Regions from separate parts of the Homo sapiens genome. Here region 1 is linked to region 2. Evidence: chromatin loops called from intact Hi-C (ENCODE). Cell type or tissue: body of pancreas. All regions are shown on one strand. Links, peaks and the distances in the headings refer to the core of each region. The heading gives the core; the rest is flanking DNA.

What was found. Hi-C counts contacts between places; a loop is a spot of excess contacts. Peaks named below come from ENCODE experiments on the same cell type or tissue, not always from the same donor. Only the 100,000 strongest peaks of a DNase experiment are listed, where the experiment ranks them.
Region 1: it touches region 2 in a loop (2.9-fold over the local background); 105 of 110 quality-filtered maps call a loop at or near these places.

Annotation. Positions count from the first base shown.
Region 1 is chr17:795,988-807,377 of GRCh38, forward strand. NXN (nucleoredoxin) reads right to left here. Exons shown (of 8, transcript NM_022463.5): 6 at 9,081-9,260; 7 at 7,695-7,819; 8 at 3,323-5,144. The coding sequence ends at 4,962. Among named protein-coding and RNA genes, the nearest start is that of MRM3, 19 kb to the left of the region's middle. In body of pancreas, for the core only: no CTCF peak of the experiment used is centred there; DNase peaks (open chromatin) are centred at 5,964, 6,604, 7,244 and 7,694; H3K4me3 peaks cover 608 bases; H3K27ac peaks cover 3,208 bases.
Region 2 is chr17:982,886-994,275 of GRCh38, forward strand. No RefSeq gene overlaps it. Among named protein-coding and RNA genes, the nearest start is that of TIMM22, 8.5 kb to the right of the region's middle. RefSeq lists an enhancer at 4,958-5,828. In body of pancreas, for the core only: no CTCF peak of the experiment used is centred there; no DNase peak of the experiment used is centred there.

The DNA of each region.
Region 1 (11,390 bases), core at 2,170-10,169, 190 kb before region 2:
AAGCTAGGAGCCAAGTTAGTGGATGAGCTGGTTTATTGCTCAGGATGACTGAAGTCTCAACTACGGAACCATGTTACATTCGAGCAGCTGAGACAGCAGCTGAAGCCAGGTCCTCCCGAAGCTTCAGGAAGCCTGCTTGATGCTCCACGGCTGAGAGTGACAGAGAATCCAGAATAGCTTATGGATGGGTCAGTTCTCGTCTCACCACACTCCCAATATCCAGCTTCCTGGACTGTTGTGTAGGGAAGAGCCACTTTTTTCAGTTGAAGTCTGAGTTCTTATGGGCCATGACCAAGGCTGCTGCTTCCTCAAAAGGCACGAAGGGGGCCGCGTGCGGTGGCTCACGCCTGTAATCCCAGCACTTTGGGAGGCCAAGGCGGGCGGATCACGAGGTCAGGAGTTTGAGATCAGCCTGGCAAACATGGCGACACCCTGTCTCTACTAAAAATACAAACATTAGCCCGGCGTGGTGGCGTGTGCCTGTAGTCCCAGCTACTTGGGAGGCTGAGACAGGAGACTTGCTTGAATGTGGGAGGCGGAGGTTGCAGTGAGTCAGATCGTGCCACTGCACTCCAGCCTGGGTGACAAAAGTGAAACTCTTGTCTTTAAAAAAAAAAAAAAGAAATGCAGGAAGGGAACAGGGAACAAGGCTGGGGAGGGAGGAGCCGACGGCTGCAGCAAGCTCCGGCCTCAGCCTCCCTTCCCTGCTCCTCTGAGATGCCGAGGGCGGGGCGTACTCACTGCAAGCCTGCCAAGTAGGACCTCCATGTCCTCTGACATTCGAGAGATGGATTTTTTGGCCCTGAGATCACGTCTCCTACTGTGTCGTCATTCTAGCACCTGTGGGTGACTTCCTCATGTGAGTGAGGCATAAGCACCCGGAATCCGGACTGGAGGCCGTCTCTGCCTCTGGATTGCACACTGGCCTACAGACCTGGGGACAGAGTCTTTCACGAGTTGTGTATCGTTTAACAGAAACCCAACAGTTCCACCCAAACCTCCTGACACATTCTCGGGCTTGGGAAGTGTCCCAAAGCACCAAGGGGGTGAGACACACGCCTTGAAAAATGGCAGTAGGCATACTTACCTGTCTTCATGCGCTCACATACGAGGTGTACCTAGAACGCCCTCATGTTATATTCCCAGCACTAATGAAGCTACTGGTCAACAGCTATTTGTTCCCAAAGAATTTTCCCTTGCGCAGCCGCAGCCTGGAGGAAGCAGGGCGTGTGCCCTCGTCTGCTGGCGGCAGCAGTGAGGGGTGTAGCCAAGTGCCCACTTCTCTCATTCAGCTGCTTCGGGGCAAACTGGAAAGATCCTTTGAGCTCACAGCCCCCTGCTCAGTGCTACTCCTGAACCTGCGGGCCTGTGTGCACAGCCACCCACAGCGCGCACAACACATGGGCCTGCCCAGGGCAACGGCACCGTCAACAGCGTGTGCCCTCGCTCAGGGCCCTGCTGGTACTACGCTTCCCAGTGTGCAGGGTTCCCAGACGTGTGTCCTCTCATACATTGCATTTCCTCCCTAAGCTGCACGGGGCAACACCGTGTTAGGTCCCGCGCATCTGCTCCTGGGCCACATCCGGCTCCGTCTGTATTGTTCCTGAATTCAGTTTGCTGTCCTAGAACAAGGCAGCAGGAGGGGAGAACAGCTTTTCAGTGTCTTTAATTAGGCAACAGGAAAAAACAAAGTCTGGCTGAAAATTACTATTTGAAGCTTGGCCGATGCCAACACAGCACTCGCTCCCTGCGTTCTGGTAAGTGATGGCCATTGATTTCAAGGACGTACCAAGGGGCGAAAAGCAAGAGCAGGAAGTCACCTCGCTCTGGAAAAGAAGCTGGTTTTCATCTGCTGTATGTGCTGGTCCCAAACATACCCTTTTCTCTTTTTTTAGTATTTTTTTTCCCAATTAGGAATTCAATGTGGAAAACATACCCTTTTTCTTCAACAGGCTTTTAATGTTGGGAAGACAGGTTAAAAAAAACAACAACAACAGGCTGGCTGTGCCGGCGCACGCCTGGAATCCCAGCACTGTGGGAGGCCAAGGCAGGCAGATCACCTGAGGTCAGGAGTTCGAGACCAGCCTGGCCAACATGGCGAAACCCCGTCTCTACTAAAAATACAAAAATTAGTCAGGCGCGGTGGTGTCGCTTGTAATCTCAGCTACTTGGGAGACTGAGGCAGGAGAATGGCTTGAACCTGTGAGCTGGGATCGTGCCACTGCACTCTAGCCGGGGCGACAGAGCGAGACTCTGTCTCAAAAAAAAAAAAAAAAAAAAACCCTCATCGCTGTTGTGAGGATGAATGGATGGGATCTGGAAGTCACTGTGGTAAACACAAATCTGGGAACCACAGAGTGGCGTTTTCACAGCCGCCCCCAGCCTCCACCTGCAGGGCCTGGTTTTCCTGGCTGCCGGAGGAAGCCCTTGAATATGCCACAGCTGGTGCTGAACCTGCTTCCAATTAGCAACAAGAATCTGAAGGTGGAGCTGCTTGGCGGGGATTATCATGCCACCCACTTCGCCTGCATCTGTGGCCTTTACGACCTCTCACTATCGATCCCTGACACTCAGAAGTGATTCTTCCCTAACGGTTTCCCGCAAAGCAGTCACTGTATAAACCTGAACCTTTGGAGTAAACCTTCCCCACGGGTCTTAAGGAAGCTACAGACCCACTCTAAAAGGGGAATTCTGGTGTCAAGAATCCAGTTGCAATGACTTAGGGCAACCCCCTCGCTGGACTTTGTTCCTCCTGCCCCAAAGGTAAGCAGCTGCTAAGAGAACCCACCTTTCCTCCGAGGCCATCATGATACATGGAGAGAAATCCTGCCACCTCCCACATTCAGGTCGGCCACATTCATCCCACCCACCCCGACCCCTAAGGGAGACTCTGGCAGCGTTCCCAGAGAAGCCTTGAGCCTGGGACCTGCTGGGTTTAAGAGGCTCCCACACTTGGCCCATTCTTCACAAGGAGACCCGTGCGTGATTCCTCCTGTTCTCCCAACCAGCTTTCTCAGGCTTCAGAGGACTCGGCTCCCCTGGAGGGAGGAAATGGGCAAGAATGTCCACAGCAAGGTACGCGATCTGAGGATTCACCCTCCGTCCAGGGCCAAGTCAAACCAGGAGAGACGGTGGCCAGGGCTGCAGGAGGGATCTGCCTCTGCCACGGTCATCCAAATGAGCTTCCTGGCTGCCGGAAGCCAAGAGGATGTGACAGATGCTACATCCTGGGGGTCTCAAAACTCCTGGGACTCAGCTCCCAGCTACCAGGTATCCTCCACTGCCCACCCCGATAGAGCACAGGACCACAAGCAAAAACAACTTTTGTGATCAAGGACAGCAGAGGCCCAGGGTGGATGAGGTCCAGAGATGCCTGCTTTATTTCCTACGGGGTGATCGCATTTCAGGCTGGTAACATCACATAACAAGTCTAATCGCCAACTAGTTGTACGCCTCTGAACTACAAGTCAACAATCCAATTCAGCAAGGAACAACAGTGTCAACAGCTCATTAGCGGGTGGGGACCGGATTTTCCAAATCAATGGTCTTGGCTGGCAGAGTGCTGAGTGGGGCCTGAGTGAATGAGGCTAAAACGCTTGGCCGAAGCCGTCCATCCCCAATCCTGAGAACAGAGTTGTCTGTTTCTCTTTCGGGGGTCAGGTCAGCCCAAGTAAGAGGCCAACAACCTACCTGGGCCGATACAAGGCGACACAAGGCCCACCCGTGGCTGACGCGCCCTCCACCCTCACTCCATCCCGGGGCACAGCTCCTTCCGCTGGTGCTTAGGAAAAGGCGAGGCTTCTGGTAATTTCTCATCTTTGTAGTTCTGCTTTGAAAAGAAAAGGGGGCCGGGCACGGCGGCTCACGCCTGTAATCCCAGCACTTTGGGAGGCCGAGGCGGGTGGATCACCTGAGGTCAGGAGTTCGAGACCAGCCTGGCCAACATGGTGAAACCCCATCTCTACTAAAAATACAAAAATTAGCCAGGTACGGTGGCGGGTGCCTGTAATCCCAGCTACTCGGGAGGCTGAGGCAGGAGAATCACTTGAACCTTGGGGGCGGAGGTTGAAGTGAGCCAAGATGGTGCCACTGCACTCCAGCCTGGGCGACAGAGCAAGACTCCATCTCAAAAAAAAGAAAATAAAAGGGAATGGCAGGGGTGATCGAACGTGGGTGTGGGCACCTCAGCAGAGATCAGGGGCCTTGGGCACAGAGCTGGGTGGAGCGAGAGGTCCGTGCTGGTGCAGAGGTGCTCCTCCTAGGACTCAGGGCTAAGTTTCTTGGGAAGATGTCCAAAGAGAAGGATTCGTTAACAGAATTTCAGGATCGTGGGAGCTGTTTGTATGATATGAACCATTACCTTAGCTACATTTTTCTTCTCACCCAAAAAACCTCTACAAGCTTCCTTTTGCATTTGGAGATCCCCTGCCTGAGAACACAAGAGTGGGCTGCTTTTCTCTCAGACCGAGGAAGACTGTGTTGCTTAGAAAAGGACGTCCTCACCCGCAGCTCTAAGCGGAGGCCCTTTCTCAGCTCAGCCTCCACGCAGGTGTCACCCGGCGGTTCCCCTCTGGCCGTCCGGGGCCGTGTGTGCCGACGTCAGAGTCAGAGCCCGAGCGGGACCCACCGGCCCTCCACGCTCACTCTGCCCAGGACACCCTGGCAGATCCTTCACCAAAAGCTAGTGACTTTGCGAAAGCCATGCAGCCCCGCTCTGGCCGGGCCCCCGGCCATCCCGTGCTCCCAAACAGAGTCTCCAAACACGGTGGACTCTGCCGCTGCTGATTCCACACCCCAGGGTGCTGGCTGAGGAGTTTACTGCAGAAACAAGGCACCACAGAGAGGCTGGACACTTGGGTGGTGGGATTCGGGGCACGCTGGGTAAGTCCAAGGGCGGAAGGAAGGAGGGGGAGGAGGAGAAGGCTGAGTTTTAAATAACGTCTCAGGAGGCCGGAGCCACGCTAGATGGGCTCCGGTTTGAGCTTCTCTGCTAGGAAGTCATTCACAAAGGCCTCCACGATGGCGGGGGTGATCTCCTCCACGTCCATCACGTACTTGGCCCGGGCTGACATGTCCAGGATGGTGAGCAAAGGGGCAGCCTCAGGCAGGTTGGTGTAATCTCGCAGGGAGTCAGTCATGTCATCCTGAAGCCGTCAGGAGGGAGAGAAAACCAAGAAGTTTTAAAGAAAGGAGGGGGAGAGTCCCCTGGGCCCAGTCTCCCCAGGTGTGGTAGCTCCCGCACCCTGAAGAGCCGGCGTTTCCCAAGCAGAGGGCTCCCAGCCTGGGAAGGAGGGAACCCTGCCCTGCCTTCCGGAGGAAGGGGCTGCTTTGTAAAATTCTCTCTTTGCATCCGCCCTGCAAACCACTAGGTAAGTCGTCTGTATTTAATTATTTATGTATTTATTAGCATCAACACCATTTTAATACGTCCTCAGCATTTTAGAAATGTCACATTCTTTTTTTTTTTTTTTTTTTTGAGATGGAGTCTCGCTCTGTCACCCAGGCTGGAGTGCAGTGGCACGATCTCGGCTCACTGCAAGCTCCACCTCCCGGGTTTAAGCAATTCTCCTGCCTCAGCCTCCTGAGTAGCTGGGACTACAGGCGCCCACCACGCCCGGCTAATTTTTTACATTTTTAGTAGAGACGGGGTTTCACCATGTTGGTCAGGCTGGTCTCCAACTCCTGACCTCAGGTGATCCGCCTACCTTGGCCTCCCAAAGTGCTAGGATTACAGGCGTCAGCCACCGTGCCAGTCTAGAAATGTCATAGCCTCTGATTGTTTATTTTTGTAACCAACTGTCAATGATTTGCAGCCCCACTGTGGGTTATCTGAGGCCAATCTGGACTTCAACTCTGGAATGTTTTTAAACAGAGACAGCTCGCTGTGTTCCAACTCCCACCCCTGTGGTTTCAGGCAGGACAGGAGCTGCACAGCCAGCCAGTTCAGAAGACAGCGCTGCTTAAGCACTGTGGAAGCTTACGCTGCCTCACTACTTATCTGAGAAAGAAGCTGGCACTTTATCCTACATTCCCAGCAGCTGTCCTGGTGAATTTCCCTAATAGCAGACATAGCCTCATGCAGACACCAAGGCAAACACAGAAATCCAAAGACAAGGAGAAAGGATTTGTAAGGGAGCTACTTTTTTTTTTTGGAGATAGAGTCTCTTTCTGTTGCCCCAGCTGGAGTGAAGTGGCGCAGTCATAGCTCACTGCAGCCTCCACCTCCTGGGCTCAAGCAATCCTCCCACCTCAGCCTCCTGAGTAGCTGGGACTCTAGCCATGCAGCACCATGCCTGGCTAATTTTTGTACATTTTTTGGAGACACAAAAGTCCAGCCCAGCCAGACGGGAGCCAGCAAACTGCCTTGGAGCAGCCCCTCGTCCACTCTGAACCTTGCCTCCCTCCCCTGTGAAACAGGACAGCGACTACGTTCCCAGCCAGAGAGCCAGGAGCGAAGGAGACAGCCCAGGTGAAATATGCGGCTCTGTGCCTGGCGTACAGAAAACCTGCAAATGCTCCTTCCAGACTTGACACCTCTCAAGGCCGCCCCCGCCCGTGCCCGGCCCCTGCTGTGCTGCAGCCATCTTTTCTCAGAGCCATTCTGCAGGGGTTGGAGTCACTGCATGCCGCGCAGCCTCCCTGGGGCTGGGCTTGGTGTGCAGTGGCCAGTGCCACCCCGAGGCAGGGCCTGTGAACCTCTTTGCTCCCCTCCACCCCCGGGCTGAGCAGGTGACTGGAGCCGCCTGGGAAGGACCCAGGTGCTGGGCTGGGCAGGGCCGGGGGCTGAGGTGATGAATGGGTGGCACAGGGTGTCTGGCTGCCGCCTGCCTCCTCCGTGCCTCTCCTGGGATCCAAACACAGCGTGAAATCAGCACAGGGCTCTGACCAACTGGAGGTACAGATGGGTGGATGGAGGGCAGGGGGCGGCCTCCAAAACTGTCTGTCAGTCAGTGGGGTGGGGTGGGGTGGGGAGGTGGCAGCGCAGGCATGGAGGAGGCTCCTGGGTTGGAGGAGCTCAAGAATGAGAGCCTGCACCTGTGCTGAGTCGCGGAGACGCCCGTCTGCAGGGTGCAGGGTGCAGGGTTCCAGGCCCTGGATAACTGGGTACCTGCGGGAGGGCGCTCTGCTGAAAGCCCCACTTTCCCACCCTGTGAAGAGTCTCCTGCCTGGTCCAGCCCCGCTGGAGACCTCAAAGGGACAGCCTGGGTGAAACAGACGGGGAGCGGCAGCAATTTCCAACCTCAGCACTCACCGGGCCGGCTGGGTGACCGCAGGTATAAGCAGTAGCCCCAGCCAGGATCCCTCTGATGAGATCGGCCCACTGCAGCCAGCGCGGAGGCACGAACCCAGCATTTTGTAAAGACTCAAGGGCCTGGTTGTGACCCAGGAGGTGTGGATCACACTTTGCAGCCACGGCCACTCTCCCCAGCCGCTCAGGCGGGAAGCAGCCTGGGGACGGCTCCCTGCTGACCTGAGGCTGCCGAGCATGGACGGGAAGAGGAAGCAGCAGGGGAGGGAATGGTTTTCCATGGCGAATGGCTACCTTTCCTTGCCACATTTGTCTGTGGGCTCTCTCAGAAGCACAGGCAGCCCTGACCCTGGGGTCCTTTCAGGCAACCCTGGGGCCAGGATCAGTCCTGTGCCAGAAGTCCCAGCTGAGCCAGCCCTGGGCCAAGCCTCTCCTCCGCACTCACCTCCCCGGCTACGAAGAACAGAAGGGGTGCCTCCTCCTCTTTGGCTTTGTACTTGGCAATGATTTTCTCAGCTATCGGCTGAATCAGCTGCTTGGCCGCCTCGGACTCTCCGTCATCCTCAGAATCTGTGATTGGGTCGGGGGTAGAAAAAGACGGGGAGAAAAAGCACTGGCTTGTCAAACAGAGCGGCACCCGCCGAGGGGGCCTGAGCTGCAGAAACGCCCGCCTGAGCGGCCCCTGAACGGAAATGAACTTCCCCTTGGATGCAGGTCTTGCTCCCCGCATGCATGGGTGTGTGTGCACATGCGTCCCAGCAGCAAAGCTCACAGTGCTCTCCTGCACCGGGCTCCCCAGGAGGAACCTGCCTCACTGAGCAGCTCTGCTCTCCCAGGTAGACAGTCTTCCCATTGAATTCCTCACAAACCCGCCTGGGAGGCTGAGCTTCCCCTAAGCCAGGACCTGAGGCGCCTGCTAGTGTTTCTCTCAGCCACAGAATGAGAAGCCATGACCTCCGACCTCCGACTTCCCAGTGAAAATGGCAGAAGAACTGGTGGTGAGCGGGAGGGGGTGAGGACTGTGGTCTGGTCAGCGGCTTTTTTTTTTTTTTTTTTTTTTTTTTGAGACAGAGTCTCGCTCTGTTGCCCAGGCTGGAGTGCAGTGGTGCCATCTGGGCTCACTACAACTTCTGCCTCCCCGGTTCAAGCGATTCTCGTGCCTCAGCCTCCCGAGTAGCTGGGATTACAGGCGTGAGCCACCACACCCAGGCTCGTACAGTGATTTTGAGTTGTTGGAGGGGAGCCACAAGTCCAAGGCAGAGGGCCAGGTTTTGCAAAAGGAACCAGGGTCATCCCATCAGACTGCAGGGAGCCTGGCATGGATGCGCCTGTGTCCCCCTGGCCCGGCTGGGCAGTTACCCACGGAGCTCAGACTGGGTGAGATGGGAGACGGGGAGGTGCAAGCGAGGACAAAGGAGCCAAGGCAGCCACCGGGCTGGAGCAGCTCTTCAGAGCACAGAGGATCCGCAGAAGCAGCCTTGGTGAGCCTCGGCCAGAGGGGCCCAGCCCCTGCAGCTGCCGTGTGTGCCACCCGCCCTTTCCAACAATGGGTCTGCGCATGGGGGCCCCGAGGGCATCCTCCCGGCCTGACCTATTCTGCCCAGCTGGCAGCTGGGGAGCAGCTAGGAGGGAAAGTGCAGCTGCAGCTCCCACAGGGGCCAGCCATGAATAAATCATTGGGGTCAAAAGCAAGGCTTCAGGGAGAGACAAAGGCCCAGGCTTGCACTGCTGGTGACAGAGAGAAGCGGCAGGGACAGGCTCCTCCCAAGTGAGGCCCCTCCTGTCCCGCCCCCCAGCCACCCCTCGCCCCCTGCCCCCGTGAGCTTCATACCTACAAAAAGGACGAGGCAGGGGCCCTCGTTAAGCTGCGCGGCGTTGGAGTCGGAGAGCTCCAGCACGGGCTTGGGGTGCCAGGGGAACTCCCGGCAGTCCTCGTCGTTCAGCACCTCCACCCGCCCCTGCCGCGTGATCACCTCGCCCTGCGGGTCCAGCATGATGAGCGTGGGGATGCCTGCAGGGAAGAGGGGGTGCTTGGCCGCTGGCCCGGGAGATGCTGGCCCTGCCTGGCAGGAGGCTCGCGGGGTCCAGCCCGGGGTCCCCCCGACCGTGGTGGAGCCCACCGAGGACCTGGTACAGGCTCACAATGAAGAGGCCAGGTCTAAAGTCACAAAGCCTGGGGAGAATCCAGGCCTGGCCAGGGGGAGCCATGGAACCCCCTCGGGTCAGCCTGTAACCTGTCACCTTCGCCTTTCAGGGCCTCAGGATCCTCAGCTGCAGCCTGATGAGTGTGTTGTCGTTCCTACCTTATTCCGCTACAGAAAGATCAATGAGTTCATGCGGTTAAAGAACTTAGAGTTTGGGAGGCTGAGGTGGATGGATCACTTGAGGTCAGGAGTTGGAGACCAGCCTGGCCAACATGGTGAAACCCCCGTCTCTACTAAAAATACAAAAACTAGCTGGGCGTGGTGGCGGGCGCCTGTAGTCCCAGCTACTCGGGAGGCTGAGGCAGGAGAATCGCTCGAACTCGGGAGGTGGAGGTTGCAGTGAGCCAGGATTGCACCACTGCACTCCAGCCTGGACAACAGAGCAAGATTCTGTCTCTAAACAAATAAATAAATAAATAAGAACTTAGCACAGGGTCATGGCGCATCGGAGCAATCACTCACTGCTGGTCTCCCAAAGACACAGAAGACCTTCCCCAGCTGCTGGGGGTCAAACACGGAACAGGCAGTGCAGTGACCACACGGCGGACTTGCTGTGGCCACCGATGCAAGACGGGTCCTCGCCCGGCCACAGTGAGCGCAGGGCCAGTGCCGCCGGGGGGAACCTGAGGCTGGCCGCACCGGAGACTCGAAGAGGAGGACAGCTGACTGCAGCCCCCGCCGTCTGCACCCCAGCCCTCCCCGCTCCCCAGGGCTGCAGCCCCCGCCGTCTGCACCCCAGCACAACCCCCTCCCCAGGGCTGCAGCCCCCGCCGTCTGCACCCCAGCACAACCCCCTCCCCAGGGCTGCAGCCCCCGCCGTCTGCACCCCAGCTCCCCCCTTCCCCAGGGCTGCAGCCCCCGCCGTCTGCACCCCAGCTCCCCCCTTCCCCAGGGCTGGGGAAGAAAAGTAACAGAAAGCTTGCCTGCAAACCAGAAACCGCGCAACCCCAGCCAAAAAGCCTTCAATGAAAACTCAGAGAAAGCCCCACTCTGGTCAAGGTGCACGTGGGTTTTCTGTGTCTCTGTTCTTTTTACCCCACTCCCCGCAGCCTCTCCTCCAGCCAGGGCTACAGGCCCCCACCCACGGCCCACCCTTCGGGGACCTTTGTCTCTCCACTGGCAGCCGCTCCCCCCACACCCTGCACGTTCCAGACGCCTCTCCTCCTGGGCTGCCCAGAGCCTGAATTTTATGTGAAAGTCAGAGCAATTTAATATTTATAGATTCCCAAGGATTCGGTCAGTAATTTGCTCCGCTGACATTCTCCTTCCCTGTCGGGGGGATGCCGAGGTACCAGACATATGGCCCTCGTGTTTCGTACCCTGCTGCGGCCACCAGCACCGCGGGCGTGCCTGCCTTCGAAAGGAATCAACGAATCCATTATGTTCACACCTATGAGACAAAGTGGCTGATGTATCAGGGAGTGGGTCCAGAGAGAACAGGCTCTTGAGAACAGCCACTCCGACATCACACACACTCACATACACACACACACACACACACACACACGCACGCGCCCACACACACATGCGGCCGGCTCTCACTGGGGATTTTCGGGTGTGCTCAGCGTGGACAGTGCCCGAGGAGCTGTGTGTGCTGCCGCACAAGAAACCTGGGCATTTCCAGCCACATCCTCAGGCTGCATTTTATCCCCTGAGGCCGGGGTCCATGCCCGCTGTGTCCATCCATGAGGCTCGGGGGCTGGTCTCGAGGCTGCAGCCCAAAGGGAATCCGGGCCAGGGACCACCACAGGGACAGCTGGCCGCACAGGAGCCCCTCCACATCACCACACACCCTTCTCAAAATCCCCCCGGCAAGGTCCTTCCTCAGAGTAGGGTGTTTCTGAAATTGGGCAATTATGAGCACTGGGGTAAACCAGAGCCCCTGCTGCTGTGACAGGCCCCGCGGCCAGCCTGCGTGTGCCCCGGCGTGGGATGCC
Region 2 (11,390 bases), core at 1,127-9,126:
GCTGGGATTACAGGCATGCACCACCTCCCAAATAGCTGGGATTACTGGCATGCACTAATTTTTTTGTTTTGTTTTGTTTGTTTGTTTTTTGCAACAGAGTCTTGCTCTGTTGCCCAAGCTGGAGTGCAGTGGCGCGATCTCGGCTCACTGCAAGCTCCGCCCCTCCAGGTTTAAGCAATTCTCTGCCTCAGCCTCTGGAGTAGCTGGGATTACAGGCGTCCGCCACCAAGCCTGGCCAATTTTTTGTATCTTTAATAGAGACGGGGTTTTCACCATACTGGCCAGGCTGGTCTCAAACTCCTGGCCTCAAGTGATCCACCCGCCTCAGCCTCCCAAAGTTCTGGGATTACAGGCATGAGCCACCACCCGGCCTTGGTGAAAACATTTAAAGCTACTCATATCATATATATTAAGTTACTAGGCCAGGTGAGGTGGCTCACACCTGTAATCCCAATACTTTGGGAGGCCGAGGCGGGCAGATCATGAGATCAGGAGATTGAGACCATCCTGGCTAACACAGTGAAACCCCGTCTCTACTAAAAATACAAAAAATTAGCCGGGCGAGGTGGCGGGCACCTGTAGTCCCAGCTACTCGGGAGGCTGAGGCAGGAGAATGGCATGAACCCGGGAGGCGGAGTTTGCAGTGAGCCGAGATCGCACCACTGCACTCCAGCCTGGGCGACAGGGAGAGACTCCATCTCAAAAAAAAAAAAAAAGTATATATATACACACACACACACACACACACACACACACACATAGTTACTAGACATCTTTTGAAATCCTGTAAATGGGTTACAATGTTTTATCATCTCATCCAAATCTTATCTGAAAGGCCCATGCACTGGGTACGTGGGTTAGGCACTACTGAAAGAGTGTTAGAGTCCTACACTCTGACACTTTCAAAATTATGAAAACTACAGAAATGTAAAAGGGCTATCAGCATTTACCTGCTACGGCAGCCAAAGGGCAAGAGGCATTTGGTGTGGAGGCCGGTGAAGAGGGAATTTGGGGGGCTGCAAATATTGCAAATATTCGAGTATTAACTTTGGTATACTTGGTGCAAGTCTGATATAAAGAGGAGGTTTCTTCCATGTGTGACTTGTCTTATTTAACAGGAAAGCACTTTCCACTGGAGTGTGTCCAAACCAGCATCTGGCACCTGGGGAAGGGAGAGTTCGAACACACTGCACATGAAATATAAATAAAATTTAGAGAATTGTGGATGCGGCAGGCCTTGGTTAGAGGCCAAATATCACAGCTGCCTTTTAAAGGGGTGTGGAAAGAGGGGATTTGCAATGGAAATGATCCCAGAATCATAATTGTAGTGGGTGTTATAAGAAGCCCAAGGAGTCATTTGGCATCCTGTGAAGAATTAGCCAGTGTGCTCTGGGCTACAGAAATCTTGCTCTCTGTGTATGTGGTTCTCTAAAGGAGAATGTCCCCACTGGTGTTCAGCTAGCGATGTTACATGAATCGACTTGGCTATTCTGAAAATTATTATTGTTTTAAAATATGTAGGAATGAGCCTCAACATGTATCGCATTCTGTAGAACATATTAGAATTTTCTCTTCAGAAATTGCTTTTGAAGGCACATGAAGTCATACGAAATACACACAGCACAAATATATATTTGTCACTTTTAAGATTCATAAATCACAGTCCTTGGACTTTAGAAAGAGTAGCACACATGATGTGGGCCGGGCGCGGTGGTTCATGCCTGGAATCCCAGCACTGTGGGAGGCCAAGGTGGGCGGATCACCTGAGGTCACGAGTTCAAGACTAGCCTGAGCAACATGGCAAAATCCCATCTCTACTAAAAATTAAAAAATTAGCTGGGTGTGGTGGCGCACACCCATGGTCCCAGCTACTCAGGAGGCTGAGGTGGGAGGATCGATTGAGCCCAGGAGGTCGAGGCTGCAGTAAGCCATGACTGTGCCACTGCACTCCAGCCTGGGTGACAGAGCAAGACTTTTTCTTAAAAAAAAAAAAAAAAAGCATTCGTGACTCATGGGAGAAGATCAAAATATCAACGTTAACAGGAGTTTGGAAGAAGTTGATTCCAACCATCACACGTGTCTTCCGTGAAGGAAGAAAGTGCGGATGCGGTAGAAACAATGAGAACTAGAATGAGAGGTGAAGCCTGAAGATGGGGCTGAGATGGCTGCAGTCTCATGACCAAACTGTAGCAGGTGAGGAGTTGCTTCTTGTAGATGAGCAAAGACAGTTAGAACGTCAACTTAATAAGGCAGCGGTAAGGTTTGAGAGGACTGACTCCAATTTTGAAAGAAGTTCTACTGTGGGTAAAATGCTATCAAACAGCATCGCACGCTACAGAGAAATCTTTCTTGAGAGGGAGAGATGATGGATACGGCAAGCTTCGCTGCAGTCTGATTTTAAGCGCTTTTACCACAGCCACCCAACCTTCAGCAACCACCATCCTGATCAGTCACCAGCAGCCATCAATATTGAGGCAAGACCCTCCACCAGCAAAATGATTTCAACTTGCTAAAGGCTCAAATGATCATTAGCATCTTTTTTTTTTTTTTTTTTTTTGAGGCGCAGTCTCGCTCTGTCACCCAGGCTGGAGTGTGGTGGTGCCATCTCCACTCACTGCAAGCTCCGCCTCCCTGGTGCATGCCATTCTCTTGCCTCGGCCTCCCAAGTAGCTGGGATTACAGGCACCTGACAGGACGACCGGCTAATTTTTGTATTTTTAGTATAGACAGGGTTTCACCATATTAGCCAGGATGGTCTCGATCTCCTGACCTCGTGATCCACCCGCCCCGGCCTCCCACAGTGCTGGGATTACAGGTGTGAGCCACCACGCCCAGCTGTTTTGTTTTTGTTTTTGTTTTTTGAGATGAAGCTTCATTCGTTGTCCAGGCTGGAGTGCAATAGCGTGATTTTGGCTCACTGCAACCTCTGCCTTCCTGGTTCAAGCCATTCTCCTGCCTCAGCCTCATGAGTAGCTGGGATTATAGGTGCGTATCACCACGCCCAGCTATTTTGTTTGTATTTTTAGTAGAGACAGTGTTTCACCATGTTGGCCAGGCTGGTCTCAAACTCCTGACCTCAGGTGATCCATTCACCTCAGCCTCCCAAAGTGCTGGGATTACAGGTGTGAGCCACTGCGCCTGGCCTGTGATATTAGTTTTATTGTTGTAATCTGGAACCAGAGCTGCAATATCTTGAGGTTTGCCAGTATATAAACACAGAGAAACGTATTCCTAACAAAACAAGTAGGAAATATCCATGATCATTCCAGCCCGTGTTTCTGTAACTGGCCATGGGTTGTGGCTGGTATTTATAATGACCTTTCACTATCCATTATGTATTCCCTTTGCTTTCAGTAAGCACCTCAGCTGGTTGTGGGTCTTTTCCTGGTGGGTGACCCAAACTTTCATTCCTGAAAGGTCTGGGCCCTTGGTAGTCCTGCCTGGATTGAATTCTTGTGGTTTTTCCATTGCCCTAAATCATAGGCCATGGTCTACTAGGACACCCTGAGGGGCCTCTATTCCAGACATACTCTTGCTCACCTCAATTGTGGACTTGTGGTCCAATCTAGGATCAATCACCCCAGCCAGCACAGTAACTCTCTTATCTGCCTGTTGATTCAGAGGCAGTGGGAGGCCAAACAGGCCCAGCAGAAGTCCTCACTTGGAGTTCAATGGCACCACTGTTGGGTCTTCTGGGGGAAACATTCCTCCATTTGGAAATACGACCCCTAGGCCAGCAGAGCATAAGGTCACGTGAACAGGAAACAAACATCTTGCTGCTGGGTCACTAGGAGTGCTAGGGACTGGTGCCCCTCTCATTGCCACCCCTTGATTCCCGGACCCATGAATCCTGGCTGTGGGAGAAACAGCACCCTACACTCAGTTCTGATTCAGAGCATATACTGCCTCCTGCAGAACTCTGGCCCAGCCCTGCAAGGCATCGCCACCCAGCTGGTGCTGTAGTGGAGTCTTCAAAAGGCCATTCCACCATCTTATCAAACCAGCTGCTTCAAGATGGTGGGCAACATGGTCGTACCGGGGAATTCCATGAGCATGGGCTCGTTACCATACTTTCTTTGCTGTGAAGGGAGTTCCTCAGACAGAAGCAGTGCGGTGTGGCATACCGTGACAGTAGGTACGGCATTCTGTGAGTCCACGGATGCTAGTTTTGGCAGGAGCGTGACGTACAGGGAAGGCAAATCCCGATCTAGAGTAAGTGTCTATTCCAGTGAGGACAAAATGCTGCCCCTTCCGTGATGGAAGTGATCCAGTGTCACCAACCTGTCACCGGGTCACTGGCTGATCACCCCAGGGAATGGGGTCACCAACTGATCACCCCAGGGAATGGGATCACCGGGTCGCTGGCTGATCACCCCAGAGAATGGGGTCACTGGCTGATCACCCCAGGGATTGGGGTCACCGGCTGATCACCCCAGGGAATGGGGTCACCGGGTCGCTGGCTGATCACCCCAGGGAATGGGGTCACCAACTGATCACCCCAGGGAATGGGGTCACCAGGTCGCTGGCTGATCACCCCAGAGAATGGGGTCACTGGCTGATCACCCCAGGGATTGGGGTCACCGGCTGATCACCCCGGGGAATGGGGTCACTGGGTCGCTGGCTGATCACCCCAGGGAATGGGGTCACCGACTGATCACCCCAGGGAATGGGGTCACCGGGTTGCTGGCTGATCACCGCAGGGAATGGGGTCACTGGGTCGCTGGCTGATCACCCCAGGGAATGGCATCATTTCAGGGGCTCAGGGTTGGTCTCTGTTGCTGGCAGATGGGGCTTTCAGCCATGGCTGCAGCCAGGATGGCCATAGTGAGTAACAGTCTGTGCTGTGAGCCCATGAATAACCTTTATCCCTGCCCCCCATGGCCACTTTGTTCATGAGCCCACTGGGCACTAACTGTGGTGTCGGGGGAGAGAGGCTGAGCAGCACCCAGAGAACGGGCCATCCTATCGCTTGAAGATTCGAACTCTTCCCTGGTGAGGCCACCCTTTGGCGAGCATTTACATGGGACACACGTATCGTCCGGTTTTTGCCCACATACCTCTTCTCTCAGTTCCCTCGGTTTCCTTGTCACTAATTTTCCAATCATGTTCCTTCCAAGTCCCTGACTCTCCAGGCAAATCATTGGCTACGGTCGGTGAATCGGTGTGTGCTCTCACGTCCAGCCATTTCTCCTTCCAAGCACAACCAACAACCAGGTGCACTGCGCCAACGTCTGCCCACCGGGAGGATCTGCCCCCACCGCTGTCCTTCGGGAATGTCCAAGGAAGAGGCTGGAGGGCAACAGCTGCTCAGTTTCGGGCGGAGACTGCACGTCGTACAGAACCATCTGCAAACTGGGATGTGAGTCTTCGCTTTCTCTGTCAGCTGATCATGGAGGACTCCCCATGATGCTAGAGGTGCAGGCTGGGAAAGGGAAGGCAGGGTGGAGTCGTGGCAGTGGGAACCAAGGGCCTTTGAAGCTGCTTCTCCATCTAACTTCCTGGTGCCTTCAGGGCCTGCTTGGGCCCAGTCACGTGTATACTATTTCCATTAGATGGTGAAGCACGGTGCTGCTGTGCACACCCAACTGTATGGCTTGATGGGTCAGAGAACCTCCAGTTCACGACGGGCAGCTCAGGCCACATGGTAACTCCGTGGCCCATGGCTAAGCATCAGTCTCCAAGAAGGCCCAGTAGCAGTCCAAAAGCTGTGTCTCAAAAGGAGAGTACTGTCCACAGGATGGCAGAGCTTTGCTCCAAAATCCTACAGGCTTGCTCTGCGATTCACCTACGGGGCCTGCCAAAGGCTGCAAACAGCATCCTTGTCTGCCACGGTCTCTTCAAGCATCACTGGATCAGCTGGATCACGTGGCCCACGTGGAGAGCAGCTTGCATCACAGTCGGAACCTGCTACAGTGCGTTCTCTCGCTCTGGTCCCTCTCAAAGCTAGCAGATTTTCAGGTTGCTCTATAACTAGGTCAGGCTAACACGCCCAAATGAGGATTGAGTTGCCGTTAAATATCTGGACACTAAACGGCCCAGTCAAGTTGGCACACACAATTGCCCATCACACACTCTGACATGGGGTATCTTTAAGACGTAGCACAAGAGAAAGGAGGGTGCAGAAGAGGTAGGAAATACTAACCTACAACTTGTCTTTTTTTTTTTTTTTAAAGAAACAGGGTCTTGGCCAGGTGCAGTGGCTCACGCCTATAATCCCAGCACTTTGGGAGGCCGAGGTGGGTGGATCACGAGGTCAAGAGATTGAGACCATCCTGGCCAACATGGTGAAACCCCGTCTCTACTGAAAATACAAAAACTAGCTGGGTGTGGTGGTGGATGCCTGTAATCCCAGCTACTCAGGAGGCTGAGGCAGGAGAATCGCTTGAACCCGGGAGGCGGATGTTGCAGTGAGCCGAGATCACACCACTGCACTCCAGCCTGGTGACACAGTGAGACTCCATCTCAAAAAAAAAAAAAAAAGGAAAAAAAAAAGAAATGGGGTCTTGCTCTGTCACCCAGGCTGGGTATAGTGCTGTGATCATGGCTCACTGCAGCCTCCAACTCCTGGGCTCAAGTGATCCTCCCACCTCAGCCTCCCGCATAGCTGGAATTACAGGTGCACTCCACCATGCCCGGCTAATTTATTTTCTTTCTTTCTTTCTTTTTTTTTTTTTAGAGATAGAGGTCTCACTATGCTGCCCAGGCTGGTCTTGAACTCTTGACTTCAAGGGATCCTCCGGCTTGGCCTTCTGAACTGCAGGGATTATAGGCATGAGCCACTGCACCCGGCCCCATTTGTAATTCTTTTTTTTTTTTTTTTTTTTTTGAGACAGAGTCTCGCTCTGTCGCCCAGGCTGGAGTGCAATGGCACAATCTCGGCTCACTGCAAGCTCCGCCTCCCGGTTTCACGCCATTCTCCTGCCTCAGCCTCCAGAGTAGCTGGGACTACAGACGCCCGCCACCACCAGCTAATTTTTGCATTTTTGGTAAAGACAGGGTTTCACTATGTTGGTCAGGCTGGTCTTGAACTCCTGACCTCAGGTGATCCGCCCGCCTCAGCCTCCCAAAGTGCTGGGATTACAGGTGTGAGCCACCGCACCCGGCCTGTATTATAAGCTTTAATGTCTGTTTTATATTTTCCTTTTTAAAAAGTCGGTATTTTGTGGCAGATCCACTAATAAATGAAATTACCTGATAGAGAAGTGCATACAGCAGAATATGGAGGCGAGATCTGACAAGGATCAAGACGAAGAAAGGGGGAGAAGATCGTTGTTCTCACTGGCTATGGCAGAAGTGTGGTGCAGATCTTTCTGGCACCAACTTGATATATAACTTTGGGGAGCCACCGTGATTTATTATTCTTTCTATTATTCCTTTTATCCCTTAGCAAAGCAGGACAAGTCTGGTCTCTGGGTTGCTTTTTTGTTTTTCTTTTTTGAGATGGTTCTCACTCTGTCGCCCAGGCTGGAGTGCAGTGGTACGATGATGGCTCACTGAAGCCTTGACCTCCTGGGCTCAAGCAATCCTCCCACCTCAGCCTCCCAAGTAGCTGGGACTACAGGCACATGTCACCATGCCGAGCTAATTTTTGTATTTTTTGTTTTTTTAGAGACGGAGTCTTGCTCTGTTGCCCTGGCTGGAGTGCAATGGCGTGATCTGCAAGCTCCTGCAAGCTCCACCTCCTGGGTTCACGCCATTCTCTTGCCTCAGCCTCCTGAGTAGCTGGGACCACAGGCACCCGCCACCATGCCTGGATAATTTTTTGTATTTTTAATAGAGACAGGGTTTCACCATGTTAGCCAGGATGGTCTCGATCTCCTGAACTCGTGATCTGCCTGCCTCGGCCTCCCAAAGTGCTGGGATTACAGGTGTTAGCCACCAAACCCAGCCTAATTTTTGTATTTTTTTGTAGAGACACAGTCTCACTATGTGGCCGAGGCTGGTCTTGAACTCCTGGGCTCAAGTGATCCTCCTGCCTTGACCTCCCAAAGTGCTGGGATTACAGGCATGAGCCACCATGCCCGGCCATTAGTCTCTAGTTCCTAAACAACTTTCCTAACTCTTTTCTGACTTTCTTGTAGAAGTGTAAAGTGCTGGAGAAAACACTGTGCATTTTTCTATCTGCTTCCAATACTTTTCAGATCAGATCTGAGGATTATAATTCATACCCCTAGGCTGGGCACGGTGGCTCATGCCTGTAATCCCAATACTTTTCAGATCAAATCTGAGGATTATAACTTGTACCCCTAGGCCAGGCACAGTGGCTCACACCTGTAATCCCAGCATTTTGGGAGGCCAAGGCGGGCAGATCACTTGAGGTCAGGAGTTCAAAACCATTCTTGTCAGCCTGGTGAAACCCCATCTCTACTAAAAATACAAAAAATTAGCCGGGCGTGCTGGCACATGACTGTAATCCCAGCTACTTGGGAGGCTGAGGCAGGAGAACTGCTGAACCCGGGAGGCAGAGGTTGCAGTGAGCCGAGATCTCACCATTGCACTCCAGCCTGGGTGAAGAAGCAAGACTCTGTCTCAAAAAAAAAGAACTAAACCTGGACGGAAGCACCTGTGTCTTCCTGGGCACTAGTTGTAAAAGCAACACGTTGAGTTCAGATTTTATCCTGGCATGAAGTAGAATCCAGAGCAGGGAGCACGTTCACAGTCCTGTGTGGGAAGATCATTCTGTGAATAGTTTGGAGAAGAGCAAGGTAGGAGGCTCCAAAACCAGTTAAGAGCCTATTAATTAAGAGGCCGGTGCGGTGGCTCACACCTGTAACCCCAGCACTCTGGGAGGCTGAGGTGGGAGGATTGCTTGAGCCCAGGAGTTTGAGACCAGTCTGGGCAACAGAGTAAGAACCAGTTTCTGTAAAAAAGGTTTTTAAAAGTTAGCCCGGGGCACGGTGGCTCACACCTGTAACCCCAGCACTTTAGGAGGCTGAGGTGGGAGGATTGCTTGAGCCCAGGAGTTTGAGACCAGTCTGGGCAACAGAGTAAGAACCAGTTTCTATAAAAAAGGTTTTTAAAAGTTAGCCCGGGGCACGGTGGCTCACACCTGTAATCCCAGCACTTTGGGAGGCTGAGGTGGGCGGATCACGAGGTCAGGAGATCGAGACCATCCTGGCTAACACGGTGAAACCCCGTCTCTACTAAAAACACAAAAAATTAGCTGGGCGTGGTGGCGGGCGCCTGTAGTCCCAGCTACTCGGGAGGCTGAGGCAGGAGAATGGCGTGAACCCAGGAGGCGGAGCTTGCACTGAGCCGAGATCACACCACTGCACTCCAGCCTGGGCAACAGAGCAAGACTCCATCTCAAAAAAAAAAAACATTAGCCCATTACCCCGGCATGGTGGTACATGCCCATGGTCCCAGCTACTTGGCAGGGTCGAGGTAGGAGGATCCCTTGAGCCCAGGAGATCGAGGCTGCAGTGAGCCATGATGGGGCCACTGCACTCCAGTTTGGGCCACAAAGAAAGACCCTGTCTCAAAAAGAAAAAAAGAGGCTCAGAGAAGACATTACTTCCAATTAGATTAATCAGAAAAGGTAAGTTTTGAAGGGCAGGAATATTTAAAGACAGAGCTGAGGGGCATGAGTGGAGTGTTGTGAGAAGAAAAAAGAATTACTAGCAAAAGTTCACAAGGGTCTGAGTGTGGCAGCTCACATCTGTAATCCCAGCACTTTGGGAGGCCAAGGCGGGCAGATCACTTGAGGTCAGGAGTTCAAGAGCAGCCTGGCCAACATGGTGAAACTCCGTCTCTACTAAAAATACAAAAAAATTAGCTGGGCGTGGTGGCTCACGCCTGTAGCTGGGGTCAGGAGGCTGAGGCAGGAGAATCACTTAAAGCTGGGTAATGGAGGTTGCAGTGAGCTGAGATCGCACCATTGCACACCAGCCTGGGCGACAGAGCGAGACTCCATCTCAGAAAAAAGAAAAAAAAAATGTGGTCCCCAACCAGCAGTAGCATCACCTGGGAAATCCAAAATTTCACACCCACCTCAGACCTTTCTGAGTCAGAAACTAACTCTGCGCTCAGCAGCTTAACCACCTGGTTCTCAGTGATGGTTTAGGACAGCCTCACGGACCTCCAGTAAGCCCAGCCCCTCACCAGGCCAATACTCTATGAAGATGAACAGATGATGCTATTACGTGCCCTTCACTGTGGAGACAGAAGGGAGGGACCGACGGTGCTCAGGGCTGGGCCTGGAGGACCCCATCCGGAGCCTGGAGTGCTCTTTATCACCGGCTGCCCGTGGGAACCCACGACTCACGGCTGGAGGCCCCACGCCCCCTGCCTTGTTTCCATCTGCTGCAGCCAGCGACGTCAAGCCTTATTCCATCTGTCAGACCAGGCCAGACGATAAATGTCCTCTTGTGGGGAAAGTGATTCAGAGAGAAAAGCTAAGAGCCACTCCACCCTCACATAATCCACCTCACATAATCCACCCTCACATAATCCACCCTCACATAATCCACCTCACATAATCCACCTCACATAATCCACCCTCACATAATCCACCCCTCACATAATCCACCTCACATAATCCACCCACACTCACATAATCCACCTCACATAATCCACCCTCACATAATCCACCCTCACATAATCCACCTCACATAATCCACCCTCACATAATCCACCCTCACATAATCCACCCTCACATAATCCACCTCACATAATCCACCCTCACATAATCCACCCTCACATAATCCACTCTCACATAATCCGCCTCACATAATCCACCCTCAAATAATCCACCCTCGCATAATCCACACTCACATAATCCACCTCACATAATCCACCTCGCATAATCCACCTCGCATAATCCACCCACCCTCACATAATCCACCTCGCATAATCCACCCTCACATAATCCACCCTCACATAATCCACACTCACATAATCCACCTCACATAATCCACCTCACATAATCCACCTCACATAATCCACCCTCACATAATCCACCTCACATAATCCACCCTCACATAATCCACCTCACATAATCCACCCCTCACATAATCCACCTCACATAATCCACCTCACATAATCCACCCCTCACATAACCCACCCTCACATAATCCACCTCACATAATCCGCCCTCACATAATCCACCCTCACATAATCCACCCTCACGTAATCCACCTCACATAATCCACCTCGCATAATCCACCCACCCTCACATAATCCACACTCACATAATCCACCTCACATAATCCACCTCACATAATCCACCCTCACATAATCCACCTCACATAATCCACCCTCACATAATCCACCTCACATAATCCACCCTCACATAATTCACCCTCACATAATCCACCTCACATAATCCACCCTCACATAATCCACCCTCACATAATCCACCCTCACATAATCCACCCTCACATAATCCACCC